2 separate regions of the Homo sapiens genome follow, and region 2 is linked to region 1. Evidence: chromatin loops called from intact Hi-C (ENCODE). Cell type or tissue: heart left ventricle. All regions are shown on one strand. Links, peaks and the distances in the headings refer to the core of each region. The heading gives the core; the rest is flanking DNA.

The links. Peaks named below come from ENCODE experiments on the same cell type or tissue, not always from the same donor. Only the 100,000 strongest peaks of a DNase experiment are listed, where the experiment ranks them.
Region 2: it touches region 1 in a loop (4-fold over the local background); 10 of 110 quality-filtered maps call a loop at or near these places.

The regions. Positions count from the first base shown.
Region 1 is chr3:99,833,509-99,849,287 of GRCh38, reverse strand. The region is part of intron 1 of CMSS1 (cms1 ribosomal small subunit homolog); the gene reads right to left. It overlaps FILIP1L (filamin A interacting protein 1 like), which reads left to right. Exons shown (of 6, transcript NM_001387850.1): 5 at 1-993. All of the region lies in intron 1 of LOC105374010 (a long non-coding RNA gene), which reads right to left. Among named protein-coding and RNA genes, the nearest start is that of HP09053, 18 kb to the right of the region's middle. RefSeq lists an enhancer at 5,292-5,793. In heart left ventricle, for the core only: a CTCF peak has its summit at 5,845 (motif pointing left); no DNase peak of the experiment used is centred there; H3K4me3 peaks cover 771 bases; H3K27ac peaks cover 3,457 bases.
Region 2 is chr3:100,154,464-100,170,242 of GRCh38, reverse strand. It overlaps CMSS1 (cms1 ribosomal small subunit homolog), which reads right to left. Exons shown (of 10, transcript NM_032359.4): 3 at 9,742-9,813; 4 at 7,811-7,940; 5 at 3,849-3,908; 6 at 2,403-2,505. LOC105374009 (a long non-coding RNA gene) reads left to right here and starts at 9,539. Exons shown (of 5, transcript XR_007095984.1): 1 at 9,539-10,058. In heart left ventricle, for the core only: no CTCF peak of the experiment used is centred there; no DNase peak of the experiment used is centred there; H3K27ac peaks cover 7,551 bases.

The sequences.
Region 1 (15,779 bases), core at 2,829-10,828:
TCTAAAGAAGTTCAGACAGAAGCAGTAGACAATGAACCACCTGATTACAAGAGCCTCATTCCTCTGGAACGTGCAGTCATCAATGGTCAGTTATATGAGGAGAGTGAGAATCAAGACGAGGACCCTAATGATGAGGGATCTGTGCTGTCCTTCAAATGCAGCCAGTCTACTCCATGTCCTGTTAACAGAAAGCTATGGATTCCCTGGATGAAATCCAAGGAGGGCCATCTTCAGAATGGAAAAATGCAAACTAAACCCAATGCCAACTTTGTGCAACCTGGAGATCTAGTCCTAAGCCACACACCTGGGCAGCCACTTCATATAAAGGTTACTCCAGACCATGTACAAAACACAGCCACTCTTGAAATCACAAGTCCAACCACAGAGAGTCCTCACTCTTACACGAGTACTGCAGTGATACCGAACTGTGGCACGCCAAAGCAAAGGATAACCATCCTCCAAAACGCCTCCATAACACCAGTAAAGTCCAAAACCTCTACCGAAGACCTCATGAATTTAGAACAAGGCATGTCCCCAATTACCATGGCAACCTTTGCCAGAGCACAGACCCCAGAGTCTTGTGGTTCTCTAACTCCAGAAAGGACAATGTCCCCTATTCAGGTTTTGGCTGTGACTGGTTCAGCTAGCTCTCCTGAGCAGGGACGCTCCCCAGAACCAACAGAAATCAGTGCCAAGCATGCGATATTCAGAGTCTCCCCAGACCGGCAGTCATCATGGCAGTTTCAGCGTTCAAACAGCAATAGCTCAAGTGTGATAACTACTGAGGATAATAAAATCCACATTCACTTAGGAAGTCCTTACATGCAAGCTGTAGCCAGCCCTGTGAGACCTGCCAGCCCTTCAGCACCACTGCAGGATAACCGAACTCAAGGCTTAATTAACGGGGCACTAAACAAAACAACCAATAAAGTCACCAGCAGTATTACTATCACACCAACAGCCACACCTCTTCCTCGACAATCACAAATTACAGTAAGTAATATATATAACTGACCACGCTCACCCTCATCCAGTCCATACTGATATTTTTGCAAGGAACTCAATCCTTTTTTAATCATCCCTCCATATCCCCCAAGACTGACTGAACTCGTACTTTGGGAAGGTTTGTGCATGAACTATACAAGAGTATCTGAAACTAACTGTTGCCTGCATAGTCATATCGAGTGTGCACTTACTGTATATCTTTTCATTTACATACTTGTATGGAAAATATTTAGTCTGCACTTGTATAAATACATCTTTATGTATTTCATTTTCCATAACTCACTTTAATTTGACTGCAACTTGTCTTGGTGAAATACTTTAACATTATAAAACAGTAAATAATTTGTTATTTTTACCATTGCTTGCTGAATTTTCTTTTGGTCATTCTGTGTTATATTTCTGCATGTACAATAGAATTTTGTCTTTTGCTTATAGTCTCTATTAATTCTTCCTTAAAAACAAACAGGACCTATGTCCCATTTATGGTCAACTTCTAATCACATATTAGAGGAGAGAAAAGTGGTTCAAATAAATAAAAATTACATCTCTTTGATTTCAAAGTGAACTATAAGATCTTTCAGAAGCAAACATAACTTCATGCTTGGGATATATTTCAGTATCTCTAAGAGCCCAGCACAGTGCTTAGACTACATTAGGAACTTAAATGTTTATAATAATGAAATAAAATACTACCGAATAATTTTGGTTTTCATGAGCACATAGAAGCAGATGATAAAATTAAAAAGCTCTGACATGTGATAGGAAGCCAGAGAAAGTACATTTGGAAATATAGTTACATTGACAAATCAAGAGTTGACTGTATTTCTACCAGAGATCAAACCTCCCATAGAACATGTATGTCTACAACCAAATCTGGAACCAGCCACTGTGACATAAACTCTTGAACACTCTACTTCAAAGCAAAAAAAAAAAAAGAAAATGTCATTCTTGTTTCTTTTTCCTATGGGGTTCCCAAAACAGTTTGAATTACTTAATGTAGGTGCTACCTACCCTGTTCATAAGGGGCCTGCATTCAAAAGCTTACAGTTTTTTTTTTTGTTTTAACCTCTTACAGTTTTTTTTAAACAAGCAAATAAAAGCCAAAGATAGTTATGAACATAAGCTATAGAAAAGGCATATTTAAAAAATACAGTATGTTAGTTGAAAGAAGTAATATAGTGTGAATTTCTTCTGTGATTATTATGCCATTTACAATATAGATGAGAATAACTCAGCCGAATCCTCCTAGAAATTCTGATATCTGCCTCATGGGAGTCCCTGGGGATAATCCATACTTCTGAGCAGAGAACAACAGCTTTCAGGGAACATTTAAATTACAAGTATGGTCCCCAAGTCACATTCCAAAACGACGATTTCAGACAAAGTAGCTTATTGCCATTTCCCTTTTTCTAACCTCATAATTGTTAATTTAGTGTGGTTAATTTTATTGCCAGTTATTGATTTTAAATACAATTCATTTAGACATCCAGGCAAACTGTGAAGATCTTTAAGAATAAAAGGAAGCTTTCACAATTATCCTCCTTTCCCCTACAAAATCAATTTCATGATAGTAAAGCGAGGATTTGTTGACAGAAACACTTCCATGGTGACGAACTGCAACACCAACGCTATGGGCTTGCATCATCATTAAATAAATTTGGATGAAAGCTGAGGCTGCTGATGAATGAGAAAGCTTCTGTTTAAACACATTTATCTTAGGAATCAACAGTGACCCAACTGTATTACAAAATACATGATGGTCTAAATGTTTATTAAAACTGTTTTTAAGTCACCTTGGGCCAGAACTCTAGAAGGAATGGCAAACTTAATTTTAGCTCTTTCAAAACAGACAATGATAATGCTGCTGCTTCATGAGATCTTTTTCTAGTTACTGAGAGTGGGTACATGTAATATTTTGGAAGGCATCGATCAACTGATCATAAAATTATGAACAATGGAAATCAGAATTTAAGAACAAAGTCTTCCCAACTTTGTCACATAATGGCATAAACAAAACACATGCTTGTGTGGCACTGGGGGAAACAGATAAAGAGGCAGAGATAACCAGCCAAGGGATTCCCATCACCCCAGGTTCCTCTTGGCTGTCCCAAGTGCTGGTGGGGGACGGGGGGAGGGAAGAAATCCATTCTTGGCACACTTGTAACTAATAGAGTTTGGGAGCCAAATTTGGGCTATTCATCAGCCCACCCATTTTGAAAGGATTCAATTTCTTATGTGAGCTACAGAAATTCTCTATAATAAAGTTAACACCATAAGTCTTGTGTTCTATTATGATAATGCACAAATTCTCATTTAATCATTTGTTCCAGATTTTAACTATATAGAGGCTTCCTAAGTAGTTAATCTAACATAACTGGAAATTTACCAAACTTTCAAGGAATACCTCTTTTAGAAGTACCTCTACTGGGAGGATTCCTTCAGTATAATAATTTGTATCAGCATCAAAATAAATTTTAGGAGACAGATTAATAACGTGTAGATTATTACAAGTGTTACTAATTAAAGTTCATAAAGGCAGCATAATTTCTGCAAAACATCTTTTTTTCTATAGAATTACACCTAAAATGACACAATGTAGATTTCTGGCCTTTAATTTTGAAAAGATTTCTTATATTTTTTTGTGTGCGTGTGAGAGAGGAGAGAGAGAAAGAGATTGGAAGATTACAGAACTTCCTTTTTCATTGACAGATAATCATAGAACTCCCCCAAAAACCAGGAAGGAAAGAGGAAGTGACACTGGAAAATCTTCAGAAATCTTCATATGAAATATGTGGGGGTGGAGGGTTGTATTCTTTGGTCCATGAGGGCTCACAGAAGATAGACTGTTTTTTCGTCTCTCTGAAAAACTCATACCATTCTTTCATTGGTCTAAGTCCTCGCTTCAGAACGAAGTTTCATTTTACTCACATTCCCACTATCTCTTTAACTCTTTAAAAGGTAGAATCCTATCACAGATTCGAATGATTTTATCATGTTTTTTCTATTTAAAAGCAATGGCAAAACTTTCCCCAGGAGGATGCCACTGCTCTCTAGGGGCACTGACAAAAATAAAATTGTCATCCTTACTAGAAGGACATTGTGCATTACTACACTTGAATCTGTACACATAAGAAAGAATCTTGATACTTGTTCAATCAAGATCATGATAAAATTACATACACTCTTTGTAAGGTCTCCACAACTATATTTTACAATGCTAAGACATTAGGCTTGGGGTCTTCATGACACCAGTTTTATTAGTCCATTTTTATACTGCTATAAAGAATACCTGAGACTGGGTAATTTATCAAGAAGAAAGGTTTTATTGACTCACCATTCCTCATGGCTGGGGGAGGCCTCAGGAAACTTACAATCATGGCAGGAGGCAAAGAAAAGCTAAGGCACATCTCACCTGGCAGCAAGAGAGCGAGAGAGTGCACAGGGGAAACTGCCACTTTTAAACCATCAGGTCTCATGAGAACTCCCTCAGTATCACAAGAACAGCAGGGGAAACCACCCCACGATCCAAACGGGGATTTCAGTTAGGAGATTTGGGTGAGGACACAGAGCTAAACCACATACATAACCCATAAAGGATAAAATTAGGGGAGCTGTGAGATGGTCATAGAAGGGATATTTTATCAAAAATTTTAGAGATTTGTAGTCTAAGGATTCTATGGTCTTTACTGGTTGAAGTAAAACTCCCAATAAAAACGTTTTAGTAGCTTCTTTGATTCTGAATATTTACAAAGTGAGTCTCCTTTGAAATATGTTAGACAAAGGCAGGGAAAGACCTTTAAATTAACCAACACTCTAGCTTTTTCCTATACCCTGGTTTCTGTTATTAAGATTTTTTTCCTCCAAATAATCATTTTGCTTTGTAATCCCAAGAGAAAAGATAGGCAAAAATGCATGCCCCAAAACTCTTATAGATCAGCGTATCTCAGAGTAAAATCCAAGATACCTGTGTGAGAATCCCCTGATATTAAGTTCCACTCAGAGCTATCCAATGAGAACCTCTGGGGGCGTAGGGCCCAGAAAGCTGCATTTTAACAAACTCTTCTGCTGGTTAATTGTGCCCTAAAACGGTACTTCAAATTTTGATCTTTTTCTGGGCTAGCAATATGCTGTAAGATACTCTCTCCCAGTGCTGGGTAGTGGCAGTGAGCCACAGCTCCCAGTCAGCCACACAATCATGAGGGTAAACAACCGATACTGTACAGCAGCAGTTCCCAATTTGGCACAAGGGACTGTTTTCATGGAAGACAATTTTTCCATGGGCGGGGGGTTGGGGGGATGGTTTCAGGATGAAACTGTCCACTCAGATCATTAGGCATTAGCTAGAGTCTCATAAAGAGTGCTCAGCCTAGACCCCTCGCATGTGCAGTTCACAATAGGGTTCGTGCTCCTATGAGAATCTAATGCCACTGCTGATCTGACAGGAGGCAGAGCTCAGGCAGTAATGCTCGCTTGCCTGCCACTCACCTTCTGCTTGCCGCTCGGCTCCTAACAAGCCATGGACTGCTACCAGTCCGTGGCCCAGGGTTTAGAGGCCCCTGCTCTACAGTGTGCTGTGTTGCTAGACAATTTTGCCCAATTGTAGATTTATGTAAGTGTTCTCTGAGCATGTTTAAGGTGGGCTAGGCAAAGCCATGATATTCAGTAGGTTAGGTGTATTAAACATATTTTCAACTTTTAATATTTTCAACTCACAGTGGGTTTATGTGGTTCTAACCCCATCATAAGTCAAAAAGCATCTGTATTGACAAGCACTGGCAAATGTATTCTGACCATAGTCCCTCTCTTTAAATTACATCTGTAGTAGGAAATGTGGCTATTCTACCCTCTAGTGGCTGGCATGACAAACAGAAGGTTTATTCTCCAAGTTTTCTTTTTATTTAAAAGGAAAGCTCAATAAAAACTTCCATTTTATTGGGTGGGAAGATTCCCGGTTTTATAACTGTAGCAAAGCATAGATGCCTAAATCTTTGGCTGAGCTAAAGTAGGCTGTCTGACACCTACAAGGTCTGTTTCTCTCTCAATCCCAGGCCCTCAACTTAAATCTGTAGCATTTCTTGGGAAGGGTCCAGAACACACATTAAATAAGGCAGTTAGATGAACCAAAACAAAGGACTCCATTCAACTTATGGCACAGTGAAGCAAATACAAGAAAGAGCAAGGAAGACAAGTAGTTTACTAAGGTTCTCAAACCTTAAACCCCATTTAAATTCATTTTACTTAAACTTCAAGCCCTTTCCTTTCCAGCAGATGGACCCTTTCCATTCCTCAAGGTACATCAAGAAGGGTAAGGCTTTTGGGCAGTCAATATATCAGAGCAGCCATCCCCCAAAGGCAATGCTGTAGGGTAAGGAATCTTGAGGGAGTCTAGCGAGTTAACTGGCCAACACCTCTAAGTACTTCATAATTTGATAATGAATTAACACCATTTACATGGGAGCACTTACAAATCTGTCAACATTCCATCAGGTACCAGGTTTTACAGTTAGAATGCCACCATAAAAATGTATTCAGGAATAACCTTTGGCATTGCAGTCAGCCATTCCAGGGATAATCACTTTTATTTGTGGCATCATTTAAAATTTCATTGTCAAAATTGTTGATCAAGAGAAATAAAACTTATCTTATTATTTGAGGCAATATTTTGAAAAACTGAAACTAGTTTTCTTATTTTAGTGAGTTCTTCTTCCTCCTCATAGCCAAATGGTCCTGGTATGATATTTGAGGGGTTACCTGAGACCATCTTTTTTTTTTTTTTTTGGCCTGTTTTAATTTATTTATTTCAATAGGTTTTTGGGGAACAAGTGGTGTTTGGTTACATGAATAAGTTCTTTAGTGCTGACTTCTGAGATTCTGGTGCAACCATCACTCGAGCAGTGTACACTGTACCCAATGTGTAGTCTTTTATCCCTTACACCCCTCCCACTCTTTCCCCTGAGTCCCCAGAGTGCACTGTATCATTCTTATGCCTCTGTGTCCTCATAGCTTAGCTCCTCCTTATGAGTGAGAACATACAATGTTTGGTTTTCCATTCCTGAGTTACTTCACTTAGAACAATAGTCTCCAATTCCATCCAGGTTGCTACGAATGCCATTATTTCATTCCTTTTCATGGCCGAGTAGTATTCCATGGTGTATATATACCACATTTTCTTTATCCGCTCATTGACTGATGGACATTTGAGCTGGTTCCATATTTTTGCAATTGCGAATTGTGCTGCCATAAACACACTTATATGCAAGTATCTTTTTCATATAATGACTTCTTTTCCTCTGGGCAGATACCCAGGAGTGGGACTGCTGGATCAAATGATAGATCTACTTTTAGTTCTTTAAGGAATCTCCACACTGTTTTCCATGCTCGTACTAGTTTACATTCTCACCAACAGTGTAAAAGTGTTCCCCTTTCACCACATCCACACCAACATCTATTATTTTTTAATTTTTTTGATTATGGCCATTCTTGCAGGAGTAAGGTGGTATTGCACTGTGGTTTTGATTTGCATTTCCCTGATAATTAGTGATGTTGAGCATTTTTTTATATGTGTGTTTGCCATTTGTATATCTTCTTTTGAGAATTGTCTATTCATGTCCTTAGCCCATTTTTATGATGGGATTGCGCCTGTTTTGTTCAGCTCTTTAAAGGCTAGCCATATTTGGACAACTACAATATACAAATATAAGCCCTACAGACCTACAAAGCCTACCTCGTCCTCAGCCATTCCTGAGGCTTTTGGATAGGTGGAGGTGAGGTTACTAATGAATATTCATGCCTGTGGTGGTTACAAGCTAATACAGAGGGAATTGAGACTTCCGAGAGAGGACCTTTTAGAAAGGTCTAAACAATAGAGGGAGTTATCTGCTGTTCCGGCAAAAGGCAAAGGTGGTTGGTTATCTACATTATTTTTCTGCCACAGGCATAGTAGAAATGGAAAGCTCCAGTTTATCTGAAAACTCTAGTTTATAATTTGATATATTTGAAAGAAACAAAGGTACAATGTATTAACACAAATATAATTGTTCAAATGTACATATACTCTGGGCCAATCTGTCAATCAAGTGAGTGGAAACGATCCTTATGCAACCAAACTTGTGTCTCAGTGACATGCGCAGTGTCTTAGTATGCAATATGTTTTCTTCAAAGCATCACATGTACACAATCGATCAATCCACTGATCATGACACATTAAACTGTGTACCTCTTACTTGCCACTGGGGCAGATATTATGGAGATGAAAGATTCACTGCCCTTGAAGAGCTTATTAACCTGGGCAAAGAAATGAAACAAGAGTATCAGACAACATTTAATCAAGTGGGAAACTGTCAATCTCTACCAATAAACTGGAGATTAAGGAAGACCACAGTAGATTAACAAAGCCTCAGTTAAGTGAAAAGATTGGGGGAAGGAGCACTGGAGGCAGGCAAATAGATCAGGTTCTAGTTTATGCCTTTTCTAGTCAGCTGTGAGGCCCTGGACAAGTCATTTAACCTTTGTGAAATAAGCGAATTGAACTTGGTGATCTTTAAGATCACATCTGGTTCTAACTTCCAATGACTTCTGAATTTGAAGTCTTGCCACCCTCCTTAAATCATTTAAAATTCCTTTTGGGAAATAAAGTTGGAGCATAAATAAGCCAACAACCTGCATGAGTTTCTTTCCTCCAGAAATTAAACTTCTTCCTCATTTTTCCACTTACAGATGTCAAAACTACTAGATGTTTCCTTCTCTAAGATTCTATGAATTGGCTGGGCATGGTAGCTCATGCCTGTAATCCCAGCACTTTGGGAGGCCAAAGCGGGCAGATCATGAGGTCAGGAGTTCAAGACCAGCCTGGCCAACATGGTGAAATCCCATCTCTACTAAAAATACAAAAATTAGCCGGGCATGGTGGTGGGCACCTGTAATCCCAGCTACTTGGGAGGCTGAGGCAGGAGAATCGCTTCAACCCGGGAGGCAGAGGTTGCAGTGATCTGAGATCACGCCACTGCACTCCAGCCTGGGCGACAGAGCAAGGCTGTCTCAAAAAAAAAAAAAAAAAAAAAAGATTCTACGAATTAATTTCTTTTACCCCTAATCCTATCAGCTTTTTCTCCCCATTATTCTTTCAACTTTAGGACTATTAATGGTTTTGGCCTGGTAACTCTTTGTTGTGGGGAAGAAAGAGGTGTTCATGCACTGTATAATGTTTAGGAGCATCCCTGGCTTCTACTTACACACCATGTAGCATCCCCCAACTGTGACAATAATATCTCCAGACATGGCTAAATATTCCCTGAAGGGCAAAATCGCCCTCTGGTTAAAAATCACCACATTAAAGAGATGGACCAAGTGACTCTATAAGAGTTCCACTCTTATATAACACTGTGGGAAAAATCTGACAACTCATATGAAAACTCTTATGTCTGGTGTCTAGAGATGAGAACCTTGAATCTGATGAAACATAAGCCTCAAAGCAACTTTAAAAACCTATACTGAAGAGTTTTGTTGCATAATTGTTTCCACTTACTTGACAGACTGGCTGAGAGCATGTTCATACTTGAACATCTATATTTGTATTATTACAGTATTTTATACTTCTGTCTCTTTCAAAGATACCTGAATTCTAAACTAGAATTTTCAGGTCAACTAGAGCTTTCCATTTTTCATGTGCCCTTGGGAGAAATAAGAGTCTAGAAACCAACCACCTTGGCTTTAAATGGAGTCGGGGGAGAAGGGAATTGGTTTTCAGCAGGAATCCCAAGAATTGAAGAGATAACTCTCTACTGTTTAGACCTTTCTAAAAGGTCCTCTCTGAGAAGCTGCAATTCCCTGTGTATTATTAGCTTATAACCACCACAGGCATGAATGTCTTCTATTAGGATACAGGCTTCCTTCATTCCTCAACCAATCACCTACAAGAATGAACCAACAAATATTTATGAAGCATGCAATATTGCTCATTATTGTGCCAGGCAGCTATGCAGATGTTAAAGTTTGGAATAAAAGGTGGGAGTTAAGGGGTAGCTTAAAAGGTAACTAAGAGCTCAACACAGAGAAGGAACTATATAGACAGTAAGTACTACAGGATTTTAGAGGAAGAGCAGGTTACTTTCAGGTGGGATTTGGGGATCAGGCTTCAGAAACAGATGAGAATTGAGCAGGGGATACAGGATGGGGAAGACTAGGATATAGAGAAAAAAGAAAGGTGCTCCAAAGAGGTGCCCACAAGGTAAAGGTGTGGGGGCAGGCAGGAGGGCAGATAATCAACATTCAAGGAACAGTGAGCAGTGCAATGTGGATGAAGTTGAGATGGTTGGGGCAGGGTAAGGCTTAAAGGGCAAAGACCTGTTGATTGTGAAGAACCATGAATACAGCACTAGGGAGTCTCTGTGTCTTCACAGAAGGTTTCTGCATAGTGAGGTAACATAAAAGAGAGGGCAAAAAACAAATCCATTATACAATATTATTTTATTTTACAACAACCCTAGAAAGTGGGTATTATGACAACTTTAGGGATAAGTAGATTAAAACTCTGACATATAAGGAAAGCTGTTCCAGGTCATTCTGTTAGTATGTCACAAAACTGAGGAGTGAAAACAGGTCTGATTCTGTTGCCCCATTCTCTTTCCGTGGCAACACACTGAGTTGCAAGGGGTTTTAAATTCATTATAAGTTGAATTTGATCCTTTCCACAATCTGTGGTGACAGACAGATTGTCTAATGTTACCTCCTTGTGCTCCACCTCACAGATCTGCCACTTCAGCCAGAACACTCAGAATGTCCCTAAACATATGCAGGGCTTTCTCCTCCCCACTTCTCTACATGGACACAATTTTCATCTCTTGTCAAGTGAAGTAAGACCCACACTGAAGGGTCTGTATCAATGCTCGCCTCTTCTGAAACCTCCCATGATCACCATAGCCAAGAGTGATTTGCCTCTCCTTCCAACTCCACCTGCTTCCCTGAAGCCACTGTTAGGGTGACAAGAGATAATGAATGTGAGAAGCCAAGCCCCACACAAATGGGCAGGCACGGGGAAGACTGACCTGGGATAGGAGATGTGAGAAAGCAAGTCCAAAGAGAAGCTCATGTTCTCATTAGGAGACTGTTCTCAGAACACAAAAGGTGCAGTCAGTGTCCACTTTATCCTAAGGTAAGATTCTATAAGCAAAGGGCACAAATGCCAAGCATGAAGAATGAGCTTGGACAGGCAATCAATATGTGCAGAGCAGGAGGTACCTGATTAGCCTCAGAGATGATGGGATAGAAAAGCATCAGAAGTGAGTGAAAATGATTCACGGAAGGAACATCACAACCATGCACATCTGAGCTTATAAGTAGGTGGCTGCCTTGACAGTTATGATAATGACCCAAGACTTTCAGAAAAGGCAATCAAGGGATCAAGGTCCAGCCACTATAAAGACAAGCACCACCAACTTAGGCCACATTTGGTGTGATTCTGCCTTTGCAGAAACAGAAAATTTTCCCAGATGGTACACTCTAAATCTGGATTTCTATTTCTCAAGGAACACTGTAACTTAATAAGACTGGCACTCCCAAAATCATTTTTTAGAAATAATCACTATGTATCTTCCCAGGTCAGAAGGAGAAGTGTTGGGGTTCAACCCTGTCAGTCTCCAAATTCAGGAGTACAAAACTGTAAACCAAGGAAGCATCCCAAGTAAAAACTGCCACTGCAAAGGAAAGTTGTCAAGTTGGCTCCTATGTCTCCCCTCACAATACAATAATCTGCATCAACACAGACACTCTTCAAACAACTCAAAGTAATTCCTCAAAAATGCATTATTATCCTTTACAATTAGTGGTTTGGCTGTTTTTTTTTTTTCTCTCTTCTCTTTAACTAGAAAAAGCTATTCTTCTTCTATTCTTATGCCTTTTCATGGTGTTCTTGCCTGAATTCACTGTGCCTGAGATCAGTCACTTTTGAAGCCTCAGAAAACCACTGTTTTATATAAACAGGAGCTAACTAAAAACTGCAAGAGGTCCTCAAAAGTTCCATAACACAAGAGGCAGATAGTTATTCCTTTAGGGCAACAGGGAGGGAATCAGTGAGTACGGATCATGCTGAGAAGAACAGCTCTCATAGTAATTTATATAAGCAGCCCATTTATTTCATATGAAATTTCCTGATTATAAGAGTATGTATTAATTACAGAAACTGAAAAATATAAATGCTTCTGAGGCTGCTGATTATAGCTTCTAAGGACAATGAGAAGACTAGGGAGAACAATGGACGATTATTACTATTTTTTTAGGCCAAACCTATCAAATATGGTCCTATTCCAGGTTTTTCTCAGACTGCCAATAAGGAAGGAAATACGCTTTAGGGAGGCTATCCTGTCCTTACTGCATGGCTCTGTGCCACAAAGTGGCAAACCTTTCTGCGAGTACAAGTTTATGTAATTTGTCTGATTGGTTCAGACACAATGGCTGAGGGGCCAGCCAGGTTACTGGAAGAGAGGTGCAGGATTTCCTTTCCCCTAGCAAGCCAATCACTCCCTGGATAGTGGTTCAATCACTATGTACTGTTCAAGTAATGGGAATAAATGCCTCCTTAGGTGGCTGTTCTCAGAACTAGTTATATTCTTATCATTAAGATAGAGTGGCCTTGTGCAGAGGATGTGGGCACATGGTAGGGTCCCACAAAATTCATCTCAGGCTCTGGGAAAGGGATGTAGAAGTACCTATGGTGGGAGAAGAAAAGAGCGGCAGTTGAGTGGGAATTACATTTTTCTCTCTGGCTGTCTCAGGCACTTGAGTAGTATCAACAATTTCTCTACCACGATCCTCAAAGCAACATCTCCAAAATTTCAACTCTACCAAACAGTTCCACATGGAAGGCCCAACTATACACTTCAAACTTAGCATGCGCCCATAACCCAATATACTATCTTTCTTGAACTGCTCTTTGTCTCGCCTCTATTGATGGTCCATCACCTTCCCCACTGCTCAGGTTCAACATCTGGGAACTATTCTCCACTTCTCTGCTCATCCTCCACTCTGTCATATTATTTCTTTCTCTGTCCTCCCCACTTATTTGTACTACTACTCCCCAAGCCCAGAATTTAGGACAGATGGTACTGTAAGATAGTTAATCTACTACACTTAAATCCTCACCTCTATAATCCAGCCTTAAATACCATTCTGATCACAGCAATTCTCCAGCCTCCCAGAAAACAGCACTTAAAATTGCTTAGTGCCCAAAGTCCAAACCTTCTACCATGGCCTTCATCTTTCGTTTCATCTCCCTTTGAAACTCTGGACATACCCTCACATCTTCACCAGGACACCATACTAACTATCCTCCCACATACTACTGGGCCTTCTTACCTTTGATCATGCTGTTTGTAGGGCTGAAATACTCTTCTTCCTTTGTTCCTCATACTAAAATCCTACTCATCCCTCATGTGTCACTTCCTCTGGAAAACCTTCCTTACTTTTTAGTTTTCCACTGAGTTTCCAAAACTGCTGTCTGTAATTCTATTATTGCACGTCATTCTACCTCATAATTATTTGTTACCCCTCCTATGCTATCATCTCAAAAGCAAGAATCAGCTATCATTTATTTTTGAACTCCTTATATCAATGTTTCTTAAAATGCAGTCATTGACCACCTTCATCAGAATCACATATGACTTTGCAGAGTTTCACATTCCCAGACCTATTAATTCCCACTGCAGGGATTCTGCATCCTAACAGGCTCTCTGGGCATATAAAATTTAAGAACCATGGTCCTATTCTACCCAGGACTTAAATAGTGCTCATAGTAGGTGCTCAACAAAAGCTCATATGGCTAATAAAGGCACCTGGTAGCCATAGCTGGCCTGCATTTGTCCTTTTCACAGAATCACAGAATGTCAAAGCCAAAGGACTTTACAGGTGATCTAAAAGAACTACTGCATTTTTCAAACAAAAGACATGAAAACAGGAAAGAACAGATAATGTCTCTGGGTGAACTCTAAAAAAGAAAGATTCACAAGGACCAGACAAAGTAGCATAAGGAGGATAAAGGACATGTGAGTGGGCCTTTTCTGGGTCAAAGGTGATTAGAAGTATAGCCCAGGAATCAGTGCTGCTTATTCAGCTGCCTTAACTCCCACCCTTAGCAACATATTGCCTATAAATAATTGGAGAGAGAGGAAAGTTGAGAGATAAAGCAGGAAAACAAGAAAGGTAAAACAATCAAAGAAGTTAGGATTATGACCAAGAAATAGGCATCTTAAGAAGTGATATAAGGAAAAAGACAAAGATGATGCTGATGATGATCACAACAGGAACACCTAACACCCGAAACTTTAGATGGGCCAGGGACTTTATTACACAATATCTCTACTCCCCAAAGAAAACTTACAAGTAGGTATTTCAATCCCCAGATGAAGATTACAAAAGAGGAAACTGAGGTTTACATGGGTAAAGTGTTTGCTCAAAGAGACACAGCTAGTTAGTGCCAAAACTAGAATGAAGACCCAAGACTGGCTCCACGGCTTGTGCTCTAGATACTACCCAAAGGCTGTTATAAGATGTAAGCCTGAGAATGACTAAAACAATTAAGTGGGTGCAAATGAAGAAATGAGAAAGACACAGGAGAGGGGAGGGAGGAAAGGGTACAAAAAAAGAAAAGCTGAGTAAAAGGAAAAAAGTTCACAGATGGATAAAAAGAGAACAAATGAGGAAGACAAGTATTTAAGGTTAGTATATTTTATTTTAACAAAGTATTGCTACATCTGATGCTTGGTCTGACACAAAGTGGGGGCAACTGGGTTTGGAGCGATTTTGAAAACTTTATTTCAATGTTTATTCTTGGATTGCCCCCACTGCTGACTGTATAATTTCCACAGAAAGAGAGATTGAGAGGTGACTAGGTACAACCACAAACCATGATACATTACAGAATAAAGGCACCTATTTACTCTAACCTTTGCATCAGATATTGGACAACTCTTTAATATAAGCCATAGAAGTAGAACACTATTCAAAACCAAATGATCTCTCATAGGAGGTTAATGAGAATGAGCTAATAAAATCAAACAGCTTTCCTTTGAAAGACCCTTTCCTGTATAAAGCGTAAAACTTGTAGTGATAAAGTTTCATTGTTTAATAGGGGAGCTCTGAGAAAAATCAAGAGAAAAAAGCCAAAGCATCATTATGAAATTTTGGGCTAGCTGCCAGATTCATTATCTCTTATTTCCATTCCACCACTCCCCATAAATTAGCAGTGATTTGTCAAACAATATAAAAGACAAAAGAAAAGAAGGCAATAATATTTCAAATATATTTTTCTTCAGTTTAGCATTTCCTTCTTTTCATCACCATATCCATCATCATTGCTTATATACTTTCCCATTAAACACTGAGATAAAAACAAAACTACAAAAACACTGTCAATTCTGATAACACATGGCCTTGGCCAAGCATTCCACAGCTAAGTCCCCAAGGGAGTGAGCAGCCCTGAATCCAACCACCGTCCCACACCACCTCAATTACCACATATCAAAATGACCAGAGGTCTCTGGGAGTCTTCAACTTCTCAACCTCTAGAGCTAAGGTGTGATGCAGTCCCTGGAGTCAGGACCGCTCCTGAGAAAACACTGCTTTCTTACACAACACGTTGTCAATACAGATCAAAAAGTTCAAAGCACTTACAAAATTAATTTCCTTTAGAGAAAAGGAAACATCCTGACTCCAGCTGTCTGAGATCTGATAGTTTCTCCATAAATGCTGATTTTGTTCTGGTATATTTGTGCTCCATGATAAAG
Region 2 (15,779 bases), core at 4,647-12,646, 320 kb before region 1:
CCTGTAAAAACATATGAGTTTGCAAAATAGTGAATCATGCTATACAAGTTCTGTTGCCTCAAGTTTTTACTTACACATAAGCTTTCTCCATGGCAAGGTTAACCAGGAAGACAATTTAAAATAAGTCATGGCTCTCAATAGAACAGATGTTCTTATAAAAGTTAGAATTATTAAATATTAGTCTTTATGAATAGGGCTTGTTGTGCCTACTCAGAAATCACCTTTTGTAAATCACCTAACCTTGAAATGGATCATAGTATTACTGGGGACACAAAAAAATACTGCAAATTGGTAAATGAAGTGTGACAACACAGTACTTTTATGCCCTCAGTAAGGAATTTATGTATAACAAAAGTTCAAATCAATTTGATAGCTTTATTTTAAGAGTCCACCTCCAGGCCACACTCTTTGCCCTTAGCATCTGAATGTGAAATGAGGTAGTTTTTAAAGCACTGAAAAGTCAGTGTGAATTCCCATGATTTCAGGACCGGCAAGTACAGCTGCCCGGAAGCAGTTGGAATCTTCAAGATAATTATGTTTAGAGCAGAAAAAATGGAAAGAAACACAAGTGTTTCACTGGGAGATTATATGCTACAATTTAATGTGTGTGCATAATGTGATACAATTTAATGTGTGTCTCCACTTCAGTGGAGAAAGGAGGGTTTGAAGGACTATTTCAGTTTAACAACTACTTTTCTAAATTCATGATTAGATTAGTTCATTTAGAAAAAACAGATGTAAATAACTATTGAATATCTAGATTTGCACCTTAGTCTATTTGACCAAGTTCCTCTTTCTTCAGGACTTGGATTTTCCTTTGTTTTGTCTCCTGTCAAAGCCTGGCCCAGAGCCAGGCTCTCAGAGAGAGCTGGTCCTAGCAAATCCCATCTGACTCTCACGGCTCTTCTCTGAAAGCTGAATATTACCACTGACCAGTGGAAGCCTTTTTGTTTATTCTACAAAAACAATAGTAAATGAAAACGTATGTGCAAGCCCTTAGTAAAGCACTGACAAATTATCTTTAAAACATAATCTTTACCTTTAAGTTTTTATTCCATTTGGAATTTATCTTGTTATAAGTGAGATATGAATCCAACTTTATTTTTCCAGATGGCTACTCAGTTGTTCCAACACCACTTATTAAACAATCCGTCTTTCCCTACTGATTTCTGATTTGTCACCTTAGGCATATGCTACATTTTCATATGCATTTGGGTCTGATCCTGAACTTTCAATTCTGTTCCACTCATCTGATCTGTCATGCATGTGCCAGTTCCATACTGTTAATTATTTTATTGAGACTTCAGAGTGCGTGTGTGTGTGTGTGTATATATATGTGTATATATATATGTGTGTGTGTGTATATATATATATATATAATTTGTAATCTCTAGGAATATAATCCTCTCATTAGTATTCTTTTTCAGAATTTCTTTGCCTATTTTTAGTTGTATATTATCCCATAAGAATTCAGAACTAGTTTATCCAGTTAAAAAAAAAAACAACACAATTCTATTGGAGTTTTACTAGGAATGTGTGAAATCTGAAGGCTACCCTGAGTAAAACAGACATCCTTACAATATTGAGTTTTCCTGTTCAAGAATATGGTATACATTTTTGATTGTCCAAGTTTTCTGCATCCCTTAGATGATGTTGTCTGTACATAAGTTTTGGTAAGTATATTCCATGGTATTCTATCTTTTCTTTTTATAATGGAGATGGGGTCTTATTATGTTGCCCAGGCTGGTCTCAAGCTCCAGGGCTCAAGAGTTCTCCCACCTCAGCCTCCCAAAGTGATAGGATTATAGGCACAATCTGCTGTGCCCGGCTTCTGTCTTTTCTTGTTACTATTTTAAGTCAGATCTTTTCTTCTAACTGGTTGTTTGGGGTATGATCTGGCTTTTACCCTTGCTCTCTATAATGTGTGCTCTCCACACAGCAGCCAAAGTGAACCTTTAAAATGATGATTCAGATCAAGTAAGTCCTCAAAATCCTATAATGGCATCCTATCTTGGGGTCTTTTGTGCTTACTCTCCCCTCTACCTGGAATGCTTTTCTTCCAGATAGCTGCTGGGCTTTCTTCTTCACTTTGTTCAAGTCTCTGATCAAATTGTCATCTCCTTAGAGAAGCTTTCTGTGACCACCCTTTTAAAAGTAGTCCTGATCTACTTATATCCCTTTGCCATGCTTTATTTTTTCCTTACATAACTTATCAATGTACTTGACGTTATAATGTATCTTCATTTGTTTATTATCTGTCTCCCCCACTGAAATATAAATTCCATGAGGGCAGGGACTCTGTTTTGTTTATTGCTACATCTCCAGCACATAGAACATAATAGCTTGGCATATATCAGTTATTCAGAAAACATTTATGATATGGAATAGGTGAACCTTCCAACCTAATGAGCTCCAGGGCTCGGACGGCCGAGCTGCAGATGATCAGCATCAGGACCGATTTCTTCTCACTGTGGTTCTTCCTAAGTTTTACCCACTTAGGACAAACTGGAAAAAAGAACAGAAAACAATTATTTGAAATATGGCAAAACAGGGCACACCTCCCAAGTTGAGCATTTCTTCTTTGTTGAGTATTTAAACAAAACAAAATATAGTAAGCATGGTTCATTATAATTACAATTGTAATTCAATTTTCTGGTTATTGTAAATATTAGATTAAAATAAAGTATCATTAATTTGTAACACAAAACAAACATACCAAGTCCCTAAATGTGACTAATTTTAAAATTAAGTAAAAAAATTTGGAATATTACATTTTTGATATTTTAATTTAGGTTTGATACTTGAAGACAATGTTGATTAAATAGGAAACAAATGCTGATTCAATCATGTTAAATTTTAAAGGGACATTCAACATAAGATATAAAATGGAACAAACATTTAAAAACAGCAAACATTTACTAAATACTGACATGGTGCTAAGCACTTTACATACATTTTCTTTTTAGTTCTCATAATCTAGTGAGTTTGATTCTATTATTACCTAGATTTACATTTTCTGAATTTGAAGCTGAGAAAGGTTTATGAACTCAAGTTGAGTGTCATCAGAATTGCTTGTAGTTTGAAAGAAGAATGGAAACTCCCTATATCTAAACTATTTCATTGCTGGCCATGAATAAATGAACAGTTGATATGAATAATTTAATTACTGCTGGCTACATATAATACATATTGAAGGGCCAGACACAGTAGCTCATGCCTGTAATCTCAGCACTTTGGGAGGCTGAGTGGGGAGGATCTCTTGAGCCCAGGAGTTTGAGACCAGCCTGGGCAACATAGAAAGACCCTGTCTCTACCAAAAATAATTAAAAAAAAAAAATTAGCTGCTTGTGGTGGCACACAACTATAGTCCCAGCTGCTTGGGAGGCTGAGACAGGAGGATCGCTAGAGCCCAGGAGGTTGAGGCTCCACTGAGCTGTGACCAGACCCACTGCACTCCAGCCTGGGAGATGGAGTGAGACCCTGTCCCTCTCCAGCCTCCCAAAAAATAAATTTTGAAAAGATAAAATTAGATTGACTTCACAATAGCCATGGTCTGAGTGGTAAACATGCAAACAGAATTTCAGAATCTCACAGATGGAACACATATCACATAGTCCATCTTCCTTATTTTTCAGATAGGAAATTAAGTCCAGGGGAGTACTCAGTGACTCGTCTCAGGTCAAACAGCAAATTGGTGGGGGACCTGGGACTAGAACACCATTCTCTGGATTCCTAGAGCAATAATGGCCTAATGTGTTATAAAACAAAAACGAGACCAAAACCTAAATTCCCAAAACCAGAGCAAAATAAGAATGAGTTTAAATAGATTAAAATCAGAGTTTACTTACTTTCTTTTAGGTATGAGGAAAGACTGTGAGTCAAATCATTGGCCTTGAGGAAACAGGAGTCTAGAAATATAATAAACATGCTTTGTAGATAATTTTGTAAACACACACACAATCAAAACAGATTATATGTGAGTTATGAGTGATGTATAAGGTTGTAAAATATTAGTGAATTGGGGGCCCATTTTATATCTTAAAGTGTTGCCTATATTTAAAATAACAGCAGCAGCAACAAGTAAACTTTTAACCTGTCACGGAGCTGCCCATAATTTCTTAGAGCAGTGAAATAGGAGCTTCTTACATCACTCAGCAGATTTATGAAGCAACTTTATTTTCCAAATCCATAAAATAGGGACTACACAAATGCAAAATGAAGTGGCTAACAAATCTATGTAAACATGTTGAAACTCACTAGTTATCAGAGAAGTGCAAGTTAATATAATGAGCATACTTTACACACTCATTAGAATGGCAACTATTAGCAATATGTATAATACCAAGTGTTGTTGAGAATGCAAGTTGATGGAAACTCTTGTGAACTGTAAGTGGAAGTATAAACTGGTATAGATATTCTGGAAAGTAATAATATTAATATGTATATACCCTATAATTCTATCATTTCAATTCAAGGTAAATAATAGAAAGAAATTCTTGCATGGTCTATTAAGGTACACACACAAGGATATTCATCCTGACATTATTTGTGATAGCAGGGTGCTTGAAGCAACCTAGGTGTCCATATCTGGGGAAATGGATGAGTATATGTGGTAGATGGAAACGCTGGAATATTATGTGGCATTTAGAAGCAATGAACTAGATATGCATAAAATTACTTAGTCATATCTGGAAAAAGTGTCAAGTGAAGAAAGAAACAGAACGAAAGCATTAGCACAAAGCCATTTTAGATACATTTTAATATGTATATACATACACAGGATGACATATTTTATAAGAATATATATATATTTTTAAAAATTCCTATCATATGAAAATAGAGTTTGGATTAGGGAAGAATGAGAATAATGTCTCAAAATACAACACAACATAACAATACAATAAAAAACAATATAACACATTAAAATAAAACAGGGGCTGGACTGATCAAAATGAAATTTATGTTGTGACCCAGCACATATAACTCATTAAGTGAGTAATTCAAAGCTGTTTTCTCCTATATTGTTGTGGAGCCTTTGGTGGTCTTTATAATGTCCCAAGCCTGGATATGATCAGACTCACCTGGAGAACTGAAGATACAGATTTCTGGGATGAAGTCTCTTTTGCATAGTGAATTAGAATCTCTTGGGGGTGGGCCTGGGAATCTGATTTTTAAGAAGTTCCTGGGTGATTCGGTTGCAACTAGCCTATAGGCAATTAGGAATCACTAATCTAAATCACACTGCAGCTCTCAGGAGACAGCAGAGAAGTTAATTAGCTCCGGGTGACTCCAACCTTGAAATCCTAATTAAGTGCCCATGTGTATGACATTAACAATGTACAGTGCACAATATTAATTGAAAAGACATGTTCCTGCCCTACAGACACAAACAACCTCAAATCAAAACCAAGTCAGAGGCTCGACAAACTAAATAGGAACAGTATGTTATTATTTATATCTACCTTATATGTGTATATATAAGGGGATTTATGTCCCTCCTTGAGCCTATTCCAAATAACCCACTGTATCTCCTTCCCCACATCTAGCTTAGATCTATTCTCTGTCCTTGGTCTCATCAGTGTAGTGACCAGGGCCTGTTCTCTCAAACCTTCCTCTGATGTCTCAGTTTATTGTGTCTTAAATGGCCTAATTTTTTTAACTAAAAATAAAAACCTGTCCTTTTTGGTTATAACGTTATTTCAAACATATTTTCCTTCCTCCCCAAACCATGACCACACATTCTTGCCTAACTATATTACTGAACTCTAATAAAACAATAATACCAAACAAATTCACTATGGAACTCAAATGACTCCTTAAAAGTTTCTTCTGAGCTTTGACTCTCTCTAACTCCAGAGAGGAGCAAGGTTTACGATGTTCCATGAGGTTACAGAACAGCAGTGGTCCCACTGCTCACAAATCCTTCCTAAGTTCAAGTTGCTCTAACAAAGAACTAGAATGGAAAACTGACCATTGAGTCACAGTAAAAATTAAACTTCAGTTAAAGCTTCAAAAGTGGTTTTGTTAGAATAGTTCCTGTGATAGTGCAGTCAGGACATAGTTTTCACAGCAGAGGCCGTGGTGTGCTGAGAAGAGTGGATTATAACTGCTATTGGAACTGTCTGGGCTTAGTAAGTCTAAAAGTCCAGATCCTGCTCATGTGCAAATGCACTCCTTCAATTCCCTAAAGGGTAATCTCCTTGGAAAACAGACAGGGCACTCATGTCTCCAAACCCAATGTGTGTTTTTGAAAAAGGATATCACAAAAGAATTATAAAAATTCAGGGAACAGATTGTTTTTCAGCTTCTCAAGCTTCTAGAAAGCATAAAGTTGTAATGGAAAACGGAAATCAAGCCACCCTCTACTTTTTCCAAAAGCAATATTAGATATGCCTAGTAGTCTATAAATAGCTCATCTGAAGCAGTTGTACCCAAACTTTTATGGTTTGATTTTATGACAACATCTATTTCCTCCCATCCCTGCCTAAAAGAGTTAAAGGATGCATTATAATTTTGAAATTAATTAAAATTAGTTGTTTAAGCTGGGTATGGTGGCACGTGGCTATATTCCCAGCTACTCGGGAGGCTGAGATGAGAGGATCCACTTAAGCCCAGGAGTTCGAGGCTGCAGTGAACTACGATGGTGCCACTGCACTCCAGCCTGGGCGACACAACAAGACACTGTCTCTAAAATAAATAAATAAATATTTTTAAAAAATTAGCTGTTTAAATTTTGTAATATCTTTTAGCTTAATTATAAATACACTAAGGCAGAGGATCTAAAATTCTAGTAGGCCTAAGAATCCCTTGAGGCAAAGTGTCAGCCTCGCAAAACATACAGAATTTTGTTCCTACCTTTTGACAGTTTGCTTGAAAGAGTCTGGCCTGCAACCTAAAATACTATTCTAAAAACCATGACTAGAAATCCATAATAAGAGCAACAACAAAACTAAATTGCTTATTAAGGCTAAAGTTCTTGTCTATAATAGTTGAGTAAATCAGTGTTTCACATCCATACTTTTAAATGTGTACTTCAACTTCTATCCTCATGATGAATTCCTACTCATTGAATAGTTTGTTAAAAATGCACACCCAACAATTAACCTTTTGAATAAAAAAATACAATCACAAATCTTAATATTAGATTTGACAAATACTGTTTAGCATCCAGTAAGGATATAATCTATCAGTTAAAACTATTTGATATAATCTATCAGTTAAAACTATTAGATTGAGGAAAAGAAGTATTATGTTTCTTTTTTTTCTTTGAGATGGAGTCTCGCTCTGTCCCCCAGGCTGGAGTGCAATGGCGTCATCTTGGCTCACTGTAACCTCGGCCTCCCAGATTCAAGTGATTCTTCTGCCTCAGCCTCCCAAGTAGGTGGGATTACAGGCGTGTGCTACCACACCCAGCTAATTTTTGTATTTTTTAGTAGAGATGGGGTTTCACTATGTTGGCCAGTCTGGTCTTGAACTCTTGACCTCAAGTGATCCACCCGTCTCAGCCTCCCAGAGTGCTGGGATTATAGGCGTGAGCCACTGTGCCTGGCCTGAAAGTATGTCTCTTTAAACAATTATTATTATTATTCTTATTTTTAATAGCGATGAGGTCTCACTGTATCGCCCAGGCTGGTTTCAAACACCTGGGCTCAAGCGATCCTCTAGCCTCAGTCTCCCAAAGTGCTGGGATTATAGGCATGAGCCACCATGCCCGCTGGAAAATGTGTTAATTGACTGCCTGAGACACCTAACCATAACAGATACTTATGTTTTGCTCCTTGTCTTTAGGAAAATTGAAGCTTGGCTATACCTGGCAGGTTCAGTTCTTCTAATTCAATCACCAAGCGTCTGCTGCTATAATAGTCCTTCATCAGCTTCTGTAGGTCTTCAGGTAACCCTGGTTTTGGTTCTGATTTTGCAAGAACATCAGTAATTTTCTTCTAAGATATGAGAAAGAAGAAAAATGGGACGACATATTTTAAAATGGCATTTGGTTGGAATAGGTTAGTTCCTCTGGCATTTAAACGGCACATAGCTTTTGGTGTTAGCCAAGTGTGAATGTGGGTTTTAATAAATACATTTGAGAAAATTCACTAAATACTTCTTGGACATAACTATTGCTTTGAAAAATGAAAAAATGATCTAGAAAGCTCCCTGTAACTCTTGGTCTATGACTTCCAAGATAACTAAATTTTTGCAGGCATCTCCATACTGGGGTATTATTTTCTGTTAAAAGTAAAGAAATCTCATTGCTATGGAGAGCTCTCTTTTAGCCCTAGATGATTTATATTCCTGTAGGATTAGAATTTTGAGAATTTCTTGCCCAATCTGGTTTTTGAGGTGCTGAGTCTTAGTTTGGATTTCTGTCATTAGTGTAAAACCCGCAGTAGGAATCTGAGCATAGGGGCCTACTGAGAAGGGGACTTAACACCCTCGATTCTCAGGTCTTGGATAACTGATGGTATTAAAGTGGCCCTATGCAAAGTAGAAAAAATATTACAGGAAATACTTTCCAACATCGATTTTGATTTGGACTCATTTGTGTAGCATGTATTGAATGCTGCAGTAGTAGAAACCCACAATCATTCATTTATTTCCATCATAAGCTTCCCTTCTCACTTCCTTCTAATGTTCCACCAAAGATCCAGAAGGAGCATTCCCCACCCCTGACCCCAGATTTTCCCCCTCCTTCTACAATATCCTCATTTCTAGACACTTGCCAAGAATGGTCAAGCCTCTGTCAAAGAAATTAACTTTTAAAAATATGTCATCAGTGGGCACATTTTAGTGTGACCTCAGTCAAGACTAAACTATCTAGCTAGAGTTTTGACCTTGAGCCACCAAGAACTTAACACTCCAGAAGGCCATTAGTGTACAAATTATCAAAGCGAAGTTAAAGTCACTTATTTAAGGACTTGCCAAACCTCAGCCAATTTGGCATCTCCCATTTTCCTATTTGGCCATTTGTAAGAAAAGAAAACATATGCACACACACTCTCAGTTTTCTAAAAGCTTGCTGTTAAGTAATAGGTTTGAGTCCATCTTCTTTCCTCTAATCCCAATCGTATTTCCTCGGCTGACTTCAGCAGCAGACCCCTCTTGGCAGGGAGAGAATTACACTGCTGTTTTCACAACTGTGGGAGAAGGTCATAGCTAACCATACTTTCTCCAAGGCTGAGCCATAAAAAAGTTTGTATATGAGAAAGAGTCTTTCCTGTGCTCACCAGCAAATATCAAAATGCAAGGTAGGGGAGCTTTTTTGACCTAATTTATGGTTCCAAATTAGTCAGAAGTGCCTCATACTACCTTCATCTGCTTATTATTTTCTTTTTATTCATACTTTAAGGTATAAGGTCTTAAAATCCGGAATGAATAGAAAAAGGAGGTTGGTATATTTCTTTTCATGGACAGAGCCAGAAGGGCCGGGGGAGGATAGCTCTGGACTCCTTCTAGAATTAGAAATCTATGTCTGACATCTGACCACACTGAAAACATAGGGTGGGTAACAAAGATATTTGGCACTCCACAGGACTGAAATAGGAGTCAGAAGAATTTATTCTTAGCTCCAACAGAAACACTTATTAGTAGTGACCTTAGGAAAGTCACCAAACCTCAAAGAATCTTACAATGTCTGCATCTCTTAGGTGGGGATTACAATAGTTGCCTCAAGAAAGTATGATATATAAAAATGTGATGGAAACCATGTGGGGCCATACAAATTTAAGAAATTATTAATATTACCTTTCTTCTTTTCCTGGTCTTGGTGGTATTCTCTTTTCTTTCCTTTGGTTGTATCAAAAAACATTCTTTAGGCTATTAAGAAATACAAATGAGAACATTTTAATCTTTTCATGATAAAGTGTCAATTAGTGGCATGAACCCCAAAGTACTTTCTGCCATGCATGTATTCTTCAGAGTATCTTGGTAATATTCTACAGAAAGAGAGATGCTGGAAGATCTACCGTAGGTTACTATGCAGCGGTTGGGCTGAGAGAATTTGAGAAAGTCAGAAAGCGCAGATGACTTAAGACTGGAGAATCTTTGAGCAAGATCAAATTGTGAGTGAGTGTATATGTGTGCTTGGTGTGGAAGTGCAGTGTATTGGAGATTGAAGACAGTGGCTGAGTTTGTATAATACAGCAGAAATCGATGTGATTAAAATTAAGATGTGGTAAGACAGTCTTTGACTAGAGTGACTAAGGTTTTCCATGAACTAGCTGTGTGTGAGCCTACATTTCCAAGTCACTGGTTTATTGTTTTGTATTATACATTCCTTTCCTCTTTTCAATAAGCATAGAAAATCCAAAGTAAGATATATTAACTTACGTTTTTATAAACCAGCTGCATCAAATGCCTTTGCTATAATGACTACAAAATGAATGTCTTTGCTACTAGTCTGATAACCGTCTCAGCACCACAGTATCTAGAGTAATCTGTTTTGCCTGTTGCCTTGACCCCTGAGTACCCCAGTTTAGTACTATTTTTACCCTGAGGGCTTTTTTCTAATGTAGAAAAACAGGAAATTTGGACTAAGACCTTGATTTATAAAATAGAATGCCCCAGATTCCATATTTATTAATCATAAGCAGGAGTATAAAATGTTTCCTGTGCTGGACCTTTTATGCAACATTGTCAAACAAGTTGCCAAGTAAGATATAAAATGTAAGTGAAAACTTATTCTGAGTTTTCCTTGATTAACTTTCCATTCCAACCAGAGAATACTCAGTTTAAACTGATAAGCTACTAACTAAAGCAATCTTGTCTCCACTGGCTCTGCTAAAATGATTACAGATGAATCTTTCTATGAAAGCTTGCAGACAGCCTGCAGATTGAGAATGTCTATGGCCTGAAGTCAGAGAGAAAGATATAATACTACATAATTTCTTCAAGACATGGGGCCAAAGACCCGCAGTTTCAAGATTCTCTTTTAGTTATTACAGAAATAGATTTAAAAAGTTCAGGATTAAAGTGACATGGGAAATCTTGAAATTTTAGTTTCCTCTAAGATAAAACAAAAAACCTGCAAAGAGCAATTGCATCATAGCTAAAGAAAAGAGAGATATGGCTTCTTTTATTTAGAAAGTTAAACTGTCTTGTGGATGTAGATACATGCCAATTTGATGCTGGTACATGCCAATTAGAGACTGTGCCAAGGCCACTAATATGTCACAGAAGCTGCCAGATGGCCATAAGAGTCCAATTACAAACCAGGCCAGTGTTCAGCTCATGTTCCTAAGGCAAAGGCCGGGATATGATTAGCAGATCCCTTAAACTATACTGCATTATCTCTACCAGTATCAAGGTTTTTGGGAAGCGTATTTAGAAACCTGTTACAATCTATTAACGTATGGAGGTGTTCTCGAGGAATATGTTCAGTGTACTGGTTGCATTTGTGCTAGGTTTACAAAGCCAATTAATTAAAACATGACATAAATTAAATCTAGAAATGAGCTCAATTGTAAGAATATGGACTCTTTAATTCTGGGAGAAAAAATAAAAATGTAATTCTGAATCATGCACAGGAAAACGAAACATGCTTGATGAACTGCTTTAGCCATGATATTGCTTCAGTTAAATGATAGGTTCAAATTCTTACATCATCCTAAAGGAAATGCAAAATAATCTTTGGTTTTGGAGACTAGTTACTTTAGCTGGCTGTGGTAGGGTGCCAATGAAGAGGCCAATTTTATGGGGTCAATTTCCATAGAGGTGAGATGACTTTATGGAGAAATCCAAATCCACAGTATTGAAAATTCTTACATTTAGTTAACTGCTTTATGAATGTTGCTGTTTACCCTCAGGGAGACTAGGTAGGAAGATGTGAAAGAATCCGGCCAAGCCACTAAGCATTTCTGGAAACCAATTCCAACACTGTGTGACTTTGACAGTTGATAAGTAATGTCATTTCTTTATATGAAATGTAGCAATTTTAAATATGTAGTCTGAAGAATCACACTCCCCTAAAAAAATGTTGCTTTTAAGGGAAGCAACTAGAGCATATTTTCAATTCCTTAAAGTATCAAAAATTACTTTAAGAATGATTCTCCTGGTTACACATGGCAAATGGACCTCAAAATACCAGTAAACTGAAAATAAAGGGCATTGAAAAGGACCTATTGAGCAGGATCTATATAAAAACCAAGAAACCAGGAGAGAGAACAACAGTAATGGAGAGATTTCAACAACTTTTTGGAAAATGGAAAGTGGCTGGAGCTGGATAGAAGTGACTTGGCACAGAGAGAAAGCTAGCAGCTGGGTTTCAGAAGGGGTGGAAGCTAACAATAAGTAAGTCTTTGACCTGCTCGACTCTGAGAAGGTCCAGTACTTTGGAGGCACAAAGTACTACAGAGAGTAAAGGGTTAAAAAAGAAGAGATTGGCTGAAAGTTTATATTTAGAATGATTAGCTACTCCTGTCCCCCACTAGGTGATATCTCCTACCCTGGTAGCCAAGCAACTATCCCATTACTGCTTCCTTTCACCTTGCCTGTCCTGCCAGCCGACTGGAGATCTATTCTCTGAAGACATCAAGAGGATCAAGGCTGGGCCAGGGGAGAAAGGGCAGAGGCTGAGGCTTGCCTCCATTTCCTGTCCCTATTCCATGCTTACATATTGCAGGCAGGAGACTACTGAATTCCTCTTTGGAAAAATGGAATGGCCTAAAAGAAATACCATCAGAGAGTGACGTTTGGGAGTTCCATAGTAAAAAATCCAGCTTGTTATCCTATCACCCTACCATGAATACACTAATTGACAAACCCAACTCATCACTGTTTCAGTGTATCTCTCTTCAATAAGAATGGATAGCTAAGGTTCCTCAGACATCTAAGGAAAGTCTCCAACACAAGAGCAAATAAATAACAAAAAGAAAAATGAACCTAGAGAAAAGTGGGATGGTACCTCAAAATAATGACAATTCATATCCTCAGAGAGATAAGGGAAGATTTTGCAACCATGAAACAAGAACAAGATGCTGTAAAAATGGGAAAAACAGTTAAGCATTAAAACAAATAAGAAATGTGGAATAAAAATAAACGAGGAAGGCTTGAAGATAAAGTAGAGGCAATGTCCCAGAAAGAGATGAAAAATGAAAAGAAAAAAGTGGTGAGAAAATCAGAGAATCAGCCCAAGAGATTCAATTTTTCAATAAATGATATTATAGAAAAAGAGATCACATAAAACAGTAGGGGGCTTGGCATGGTGTCTCATGTCTGTAACCCTAGTGCTTTGTGGGGCCAAGGTGGGAGGACTGCTTGAGGCCAGGAGTTTGAGACCAGCCCTGGTTACATAGTGAGACCCTGTCTCAACAACAACAACAACAACAAAAAACAGCCAGGCGTGGTGGCTCACACCTGTAATCCCAGCACTTTGGGAGGCCGAGGCAGGTGGATCACGAGGTCAGGAGATTGAGACCATTCTGGCTAACATGGTGAAACCCCATCTCTACTAAAAATACAAAAAATTAGCCAGGCGTGGTGGCAGGCGCCTGTAGTCCCAGCTACTTGGGAGGCTGAGGCAGGAGAATGGAGTGAACCCGGGAAGCGGAGCTTGCAGTGAGCCAAGATCGTGCCACTGCACGCCAGCCCGGGCGACAGAGCGAGACTCCGTCTCAAAAACAAAAACAAAAACAAACAAAAAGGCTGCGCGTGGTGGCTCACGCCTGTAGTCCCAGCACTTTGGGAGGCCGAGGAGGGCGGATTACGAGGTCAGGAGTTCAAGACCAGCCTGACCAACATGGTGAAACCCCGTCTGTACTAAAAATACAAAAATTAGCTGGGCGTGGTGGCGCACGCCTGTAATCCCAGCTACTTAGGGGGCTGAGGCAGGAAAATCTCTTGAACCTGGGAGGCACAGGTTGCAGTGAGCCAAGATTGCGTCACTGAACTCCAGCCTGGGTGACAGAGCCGAACTCTGCCTCAAAAAAAAAAAAAAAAAAAAAAAAAAAGAAAAAAAATTAGCTAGTGTGGTGGCGCATACCTGTACTCCTAGCTACTTGGGAGGCTGAGGCAGGAGGACCTCTTGAGCCCAGGAGTTCAACGTTGCAGTGAGCTATGATTGTACCACTGCACTCCAGCATGAGTGACAAAGTGAGACCCTTGTCTCTAAAAAGGAGTCATCAAAGACATAAAACATGACAAAATAAAATTTAAAAAAAAGAAATATATATGACAAACTTTTGTGTTGCCTGAAGGAAACTTTCTAGAACATAAAACTCCAGATTGAAAGCCCATTAGGTATAGGGTACTATGAATATGAAAAATACCCATACCAAGGAGCATCACTGTGAAATTTCAGAAAATCATGGGCAAAGAAGATTCTAAAATTTTCCCCTTCAAAATAATAACATACAAAATACAAAGGATCAGAAAAAAGAATAGTGCCAAGATTTCTAAAAAGCAATAATGGATGCTAGAACTTAATGGAATGATGCTTTCAAAATTATGAATAAAGTTTATTTGCAAATTAAACTTTTATACCCAGCCAAAGTATCAATCAAGTGTAAGAGTAGAATAAAGACATATTCAAATATGAAGTCTCAAAAAATTTACTTCCTACCTGCAGATACTGAAGGCTGTATTTCAGAATATAAAGGGTGAAACCAAACAAAAGGAAGCTATGGGATTTAGCCAAAAAGGAGTCCAGCCCAGGAGGGTGCTGAAGGGGCATCCTAGGATGACAGTTAAGAGGTCTCAATTGTTCAGTGGGCCTGGAGAATAACCAGTTTGGAGTGAAATAGAAATATGGAGTTTTGCAGCAAAACAAAACAAAACAAAACAACTAATCTATTTGAGCATATGGAAAATATTATTCATGGGAATGTGGAAGAGATGTTGGAACATATGGAAACAATTAACAATAGGAACAGAGTAAGCCAGGCAAATAAAGAAATGAAGCAACTGTTAATGCCATGAAAATAAAGAGCTGTATAAGAAAGGAGGGATGGTTATAGCTTCTTTCTCTCAGTGTTGAACAATATTTCCATCATCATAATGATGTAATAGTGACAACTGTTTTGACCAAAATGTGGTATCTTGTTGGCAGGGGAGGCAGCAGTTGGTGAGGAAATAGGAAGTATAATAGATAGGAGAACCATGTCCTCATATGCTATGTCAGGATGTCAGTAGATTATGTCAGAAATCGATAAGTCAAGAAATACCCGTGTAAACTGTAAGGCAGAAAGTAAGGAAAAAAGCTAGAGAAGCTGAAGTTTTCTCTTAGTAAATAAGTAATACTGTTTGATTTTTAAATTTTTTAAATTTTTATTTTTTGAGACAGAGTCTTACTCATTCTGTTGCCTAGGCTGGAGTGCAGCATCATGATCTCAGCTCACTGCAACCTCCGCCTCCTGGGTTCAAATGATTCTCCTGCCTCAGCCTCCTGAGTAGCTGGGATTACAGGGGTGTGCCTCCATGCCTAGCTACTTTTGTATTTTTTGTAGAGTTGGGGTTTCACCACATTGGCCAGGCTTGTCTTGAATTCCTGACCTCAAGTGATCTGCCCGCCTCAGCCTCCCAAAGTGCTGGGATTTACAGGCCATGAGCCACCACGCCCAGCTGATATTTTTTAAAAATATATGTATGATTATTAGGTTGGTAAAAATAAAAAAATTTAAATTGCCATTTTACAACAAAACAAGCATGTTCATTATAAAGATAAAAACAACTTAGAAGTGGCTTTTAGTTTCTTTTGGACATGGTCAAAGTTATTCAATACACACTCACCAAAATGTCAAACATTAAAAGGCCAATAACTCCAAATGTTGACAAGGATGTACAGCAAC